2 separate regions of the Homo sapiens genome follow, and region 2 is linked to region 1. Evidence: chromatin loops called from intact Hi-C (ENCODE). Cell type or tissue: MCF 10A. All regions are shown on one strand. Each heading gives the region's core, and the rest is flanking DNA. Links, peaks and the distances in the headings are about the cores only.

Evidence for each region. A loop is a pair of places that touch in the nucleus more often than their neighbours do. Peaks named below come from ENCODE experiments on the same cell type or tissue, not always from the same donor. Only the 100,000 strongest peaks of a DNase experiment are listed, where the experiment ranks them.
Region 2: it touches region 1 in a loop (6-fold over the local background); 4 of 110 quality-filtered maps call a loop at or near these places.

What each region holds. Positions count from the first base shown.
Region 1 is chr7:80,497,911-80,500,727 of GRCh38, reverse strand. The region is part of intron 1 of GNAT3 (G protein subunit alpha transducin 3); the gene reads left to right. All of the region lies in intron 2 of LOC107986812 (a long non-coding RNA gene), which reads right to left. Among named protein-coding and RNA genes, the nearest start is that of GNAT3, 13 kb to the left of the region's middle. In MCF 10A, for the core only: no CTCF peak of the experiment used is centred there; a DNase peak (open chromatin) is centred at 1,247.
Region 2 is chr7:80,427,008-80,429,824 of GRCh38, reverse strand. No RefSeq gene overlaps it. Among named protein-coding and RNA genes, the nearest start is that of GNAT3, 84 kb to the left of the region's middle. In MCF 10A, for the core only: a CTCF peak has its summit at 1,164 (motif pointing left); a DNase peak (open chromatin) is centred at 1,184.

The sequences.
Region 1 (2,817 bases), core at 254-2,753:
AAAAAACACCAATTAAAGTAGAAATAGAAGAGAATTTCCTTAGTCAGATAAACTGTAGGTACAAAAACCTTCAGTAACTATCATACCTAATGGCCAACATTTAGCATTGTTCACTAGAGATAGTGAACAAGGACTTATGATTAATAGGTTTCCTGTTAACAGAATAGACCCTAGAGTATGACATAGTTTCCTGCCCTTGACCTTCTCTTCAATACTCCTATCAGGGATTTTGGTGAAGGGGGATAAAGCAGGCATTTCAAACTTGAGATTCAGTTTGGAAGGATATAGTGACAAAACCAAGTCAGACTTCCAAATAACCTCTACTAGCAGAAATGCTTGCCGCAAATAAGCAAAATGGAATTTAATAAATATCTTTATTGAGGTTCAAAATCAATTAGATACACGTGGTTTGTGGGAGGATCTGTTTGGTAAGAGATGTGAAAAAAAGTAGAAAAACTTTAATTACCACAAGCTGAGTGTAGGCCAAAAAAAAAAAAGGAGGCAAACTAATCATGGTCTTTATTAAGAAAATTACTTATTTATAAACAAGCCCACCAGGAGTGAGGCAGGTCTAGGTGGCAGAATGTCAGTGCTGTTCATAAATCTGGTATCTACAGCATAATTTTCAGTACTGCATTTCGGAAAGACATTGGCTCTTACATGGGGTATGGTTCAGAGGACAAATAATCTAAAAATCATGTTCCACAAGAAAGGAGTAAAGGAGTGGATCATATTATACTTGAAATATTTCTTTAAAAGGATATGAGCACATTCTTCAAATAATAGAAAATACTTAAAGCTCACTATATATTAGTGTATGTTCTAGGTAATTTATATTTGTGATCTAATCCTCCCAAGTTTTAGCCCAATTTTATAATAGAGGAAACTGACTTTCAGTGAGACCAAATTTGATCAAGACACTTAGTCACAGTCAGAGATGAGTGCAAGCTCATATCTATTTAGTTCCAAAACATGATGAATCCAGCTATGTGATGGGCTGTCATGTGCAAAGGACAGAGAATTTTGATGTCACTCCATAAAAAGGAGAAATAATACATGGAACAAAATTAAGTTGGCTCAAAAGAGACTACCCTAAAAATCTTTTATACCAACAGTCTACCTGTGAATGATAAGCTGACACAGCAATACCAGTATGCCTCTGAAAGTACACTGCTTTCAAGGCCAGGTGTAGGGGCTCATGCTTGTAATTCCAGCAGTTTGTGAGACAGGCAGGAGGATTGCTTGAGGCCAGGAGGCCAAGGCTGCAGTGAGTCATGATCATGCTACTGCACTCAAGCCTGGCAACAGAGCTAGATTCTGTCTCAAAACAAACCAACAAAAAAAGTACACCGCTCTCATACTAATTTATAAAAAATGCATTTAAAATAATTTCTAAAGTGTTGAAACCATTTTGGTATTTATCAGTGCCTACTTAAAAAAGAAAGCGATATGACACAGCTTTAGTAAGAGTCAGAATACATAGTTTCTTTGTTTGAAGACAGATCTGAAACTTTGGATGATTATCATAATCTCTATTGGATTCATTTTTCTCACGCATAGACTGAAGAGATGTGCATAGCTGGTTGATTTCTAAGGTTTCTTTCTACTATACAATTATGTGATTTTTAAGACCACCTACAAAAAAAAATCTTATGTGTGATTACAAGTCACAATGTTGTAATCTCATTTTGCCTGTTTGAACAAGTCATCCAAAATGAGCAATCAAGCCTTGTGTGTGTTCAATTGAAGTTCAGTTACATGTATAAATATTGGGTAGATTTAAAATTCTTTTTAATATTTTCAGATTTAAAAATGTAGAACAGGATTCCTTACTTATTCTTATTAAAAATAAAATAATTTATGAGTATCTAAGTATGAATTAAGTATAAATTTAAATATTTAATTATTTGTAACATTATCTATTTCAAAGAAACAGATGCATATCTTGTTAAAATTCTCTTGGTACCCCTTGACCCAGAAACTAATATTAGCGATGACCACAATTTGGAAGGAAGAGATTATTTCAGGACACCATCAGCGGATGTGAACATGCTGTTATAATGTCTATATTTGGCTCTGTAACATGATCTAATCTCACAAGACTGAAATGACTATTGTGAACTATGACCTAGAATTATTGTGAGAATGGGGCTCAATAATTTATTTTTGAAATAACTTTGCAATAGAGTTCCAAATAATAAATGAGATTTTAAGTAGATAGGCTTTTCTTTAGGAATTTTCCTCTTAATGCTGTAATTGACTATACTGGACCTTTACATAGAAGACTGAAGTCACTACATAAAGCAAGGATGGTACAGACACCTTTTTAAAGGCTTTCAAGGGAAAATATTAACTTTTAATATGTAGTTTCATTTAAAAGTACATGCCATTTTTAAAAAAGTGATTGATTATTCTGCTTACCTTAAACACAGCATGAATTACCAGCTAAGTTACAAATAATTGTTATACAATAACATACCCTGTAGCCTTAGAAATACTTTTGGAAATGCCACAACTTAGTGTTATCTGTATGATTACCAAATGGCCATATTTATGAAGTACAGAAGACCATTCTGAATGTACATTAACTGACACAGTCTAAAAGTCACTTTTTTCACAAATTTATAAATTTTCAACTAGTCAATAACATATAGTGAATAAAATAAAATTCGGTTGTGATTTTTTAATCTGCCTAAAAGTGGTTCTTAATCAATAAAATATTTCTCTATAATACATATGCTGATACAATTCTAGAAAATCATTGACACACTTTTTCTCATTAGGCTCAATATCTCAAGATAGACAATTCATTTAAAA
Region 2 (2,817 bases), core at 49-2,548, 71 kb after region 1:
TCTACACAGCAAGACCACCTTTGCTAGGCAAGCCTCCTATTCTGCCCCTCCCATCACCTATCTTGCCACAAAAACCTGATTTAACAGCATAACCTGTTTCTTCCCATGCTCTGAACCAACTGTCTTTCTACAACCTCAAGGTGGTATATAAGCTTCAGTATCTTACTGGGGGTTGAGTCTTCATGCTGAAGGCTCCTCTGTATACATGTCAAATACATGTGTATGCCTTTTCTCCTATTAATCTGCCTCATGTCAGGAATTTTTGAACCTCCAGAGGGCCAAAGGCCTTGACCCCTACACAACAAAGCTTATTTCTTACGGTTAATTTTGAACATTCTAAAGCCAGAACTAGTGTATTTAATTTTAAAATGTTGTGCTCATTGAGTAAAAAAATGTAAGATTGTCCAGAAACATAATATTTATCTTAAACCAAAAAGCTTAGTCACTAGATGATTTGAATTTCTCTTCCATTTTTACATTTCTGGTCTGTGTCTTCAGCAACAACCATGATTTTTCTTCCATTTGGTAGTAATTGTACCTTCAACACCCCAAAATAATTTTTGAAACAAAGTGTTCAATGTAATAGCAATGTTATGAACCAAATTCATAAAATCACAAACATAGGATGTATCATATTTATAACAAAAACTTGGCATGGCCCAGTGGCCTTCTAACCAAAAAAAAAAAAAAAAAAAGAAAAAAAAAACGCAAAACAAACAAAAAATAAAACCTTCATTTTATAGCATTATTGTGTCTTTTTTTATTTAATCATTGACAAATAGTACTTTCTTATACTTCAAAGTTTTAAATGCTGAAATATCTTTTATGCATCAATGTCCAAGCATTGACTTTACAGTATTTTTCTCATTACTCTGAATTTTAAGAATTATGTTTGATATTAAGTTAAAATTTATTTGCTCTTTACATCAATCTATAATCAAGAGCATTTCTAAGAAGCTCTCTTACGATTCTCAAATAGGATTGACAAAATAGCTCTTTTAACTAATGCATATATAATGCAATAAAGGGCAAAACTATAATCTACGTATTTCATTAAATGCTTTCTGAAGGCAGGACCCAATTATCAGAGGTTCAGTTTCTTCACTACTTACGGTCGAATCTTCAAAAGGTTTTCTTTGTCTTGTATTGTTTGCGGTAGAGTAAATGGTTGCATAGGTGGTTGTGTGCTGCTCCCTACTGGAGAATAGCAAAGTCATGAATTCATGGGTAAGGCAACAACGAGTCTTCTTATCATTGTTTTCCCAGCTCTGTTCAAGATAGAAATTTAGGGCTCAGGTATATTTAAGCTTTCATATTTTATGTCCACCCTAGACTATGTTTCTAAGTAATAAAATAGGTTACAAATCTAGTCCACAAACATATGCCACACTCACTCTAAATGTCAGCAAATGATGTCCTCTTTTATTGTATTTATTTATTTTTTTTGAGATGGGATCTCACTGTCACCCAGGCTGGAGTGCAGTGGCATGATCTTAGCTCGCTGCAGCCTCAACCCCCTGGGCTCAAGCAATTCTTCCATCTTAGCCTCCCTCATAGTTGAACTACAGGCACATGCCATTACGCCTGGCTAATTTTTGTAGAGACAAGTTTTTGCCATGTTGACCAGGCTGGTCTCAAACTCTTAAGCGCAAGTGATCCTCCCACCTCAGCCTCCCAAAATGCTGGGAGCCCCCGCACCCGGCTGATGTTCTCTTTTAATTTATGAAAAAGATTAAGGCCAACATAACAGAAGGACATGGATAATGGTTAAAAGCAGAGTTAGACAGGTCTGGCTTTACATCATACCTTGATTGTCCTGTGATATTAGGTAAGTTGCCTAAACATTAAGCCTTACATTTTATCATCTATATAATGTGAGTTATCCCACGAAATGTTAGTTATCTCATAAGATCATTGTGAGAATTAAATTCCATGCAGAAAGCACTTATCATGGTTCCTGGAATATAATACATGCTTAACAGGTGTCAAAGTAACAATGATAATTCAATTAGCTACTCGATATTTTCTGCAACCAAAACCAAAATTTCTCCAAAAGCAACTTCCCTCCCTACCTCAGTATGTCCCTATAAGAATTGTGTCAGGTTCTCTTGAAGGCTCCGCCCACACTTGTGTTCTTTGTCTTAAGCTCTATCGCATCACCTGCTACTTTTCTCTATTAATGAATCCCTCTTTTAAACTTCTTTTCCTATGTACTGATTTTTCCTCCCTGAGCACAAACAAACACGCTTTTCTGTTTTGAGATTTAGCCCTATCATGACCTTTTTTTGCAAAACCAAAGTTTCTAAATATGAGTCTGCATTGGCCACTTTCCGGTCTCTTACTCCTTGTTACGTAGTACTACTTTTCTCACCCTACTCAAACTCTTTTTTTCAGGGTCACCTATGTTTGGTCTCCTTTTGGCCACATTTAATATCCATGTCTCTATTCTTGCTCTCTGTGAGCTATTTGCAGCCTCGACTTGGTTTTCTTCAGTTTCAGAACACAGCTCTCTTTTCCTCCCTTCTTAAATTTCCCCTTCATATTGACTGCTTAAATATGGACATAGCCTTGAATTATCATTTTGCCTCTTTCCATTTTGTTCTGTACTGTTTCTGATCTTATCTTTATTTTTGTCTTATCACTCATTGCCCCCTCTGTGAATGAGTCTCATGTCCACCATTATCAGCCACATTTCAGTATGTGTTCTAAAGCCCGATGGCTGTCTTTATTTCGAGAGCTCAATGATATCTTTTCCCCAAACCGTCTCCTGCTTAGTTTCCATATTTTTTATGTTTTATACCTTACTCAGGCTCATGT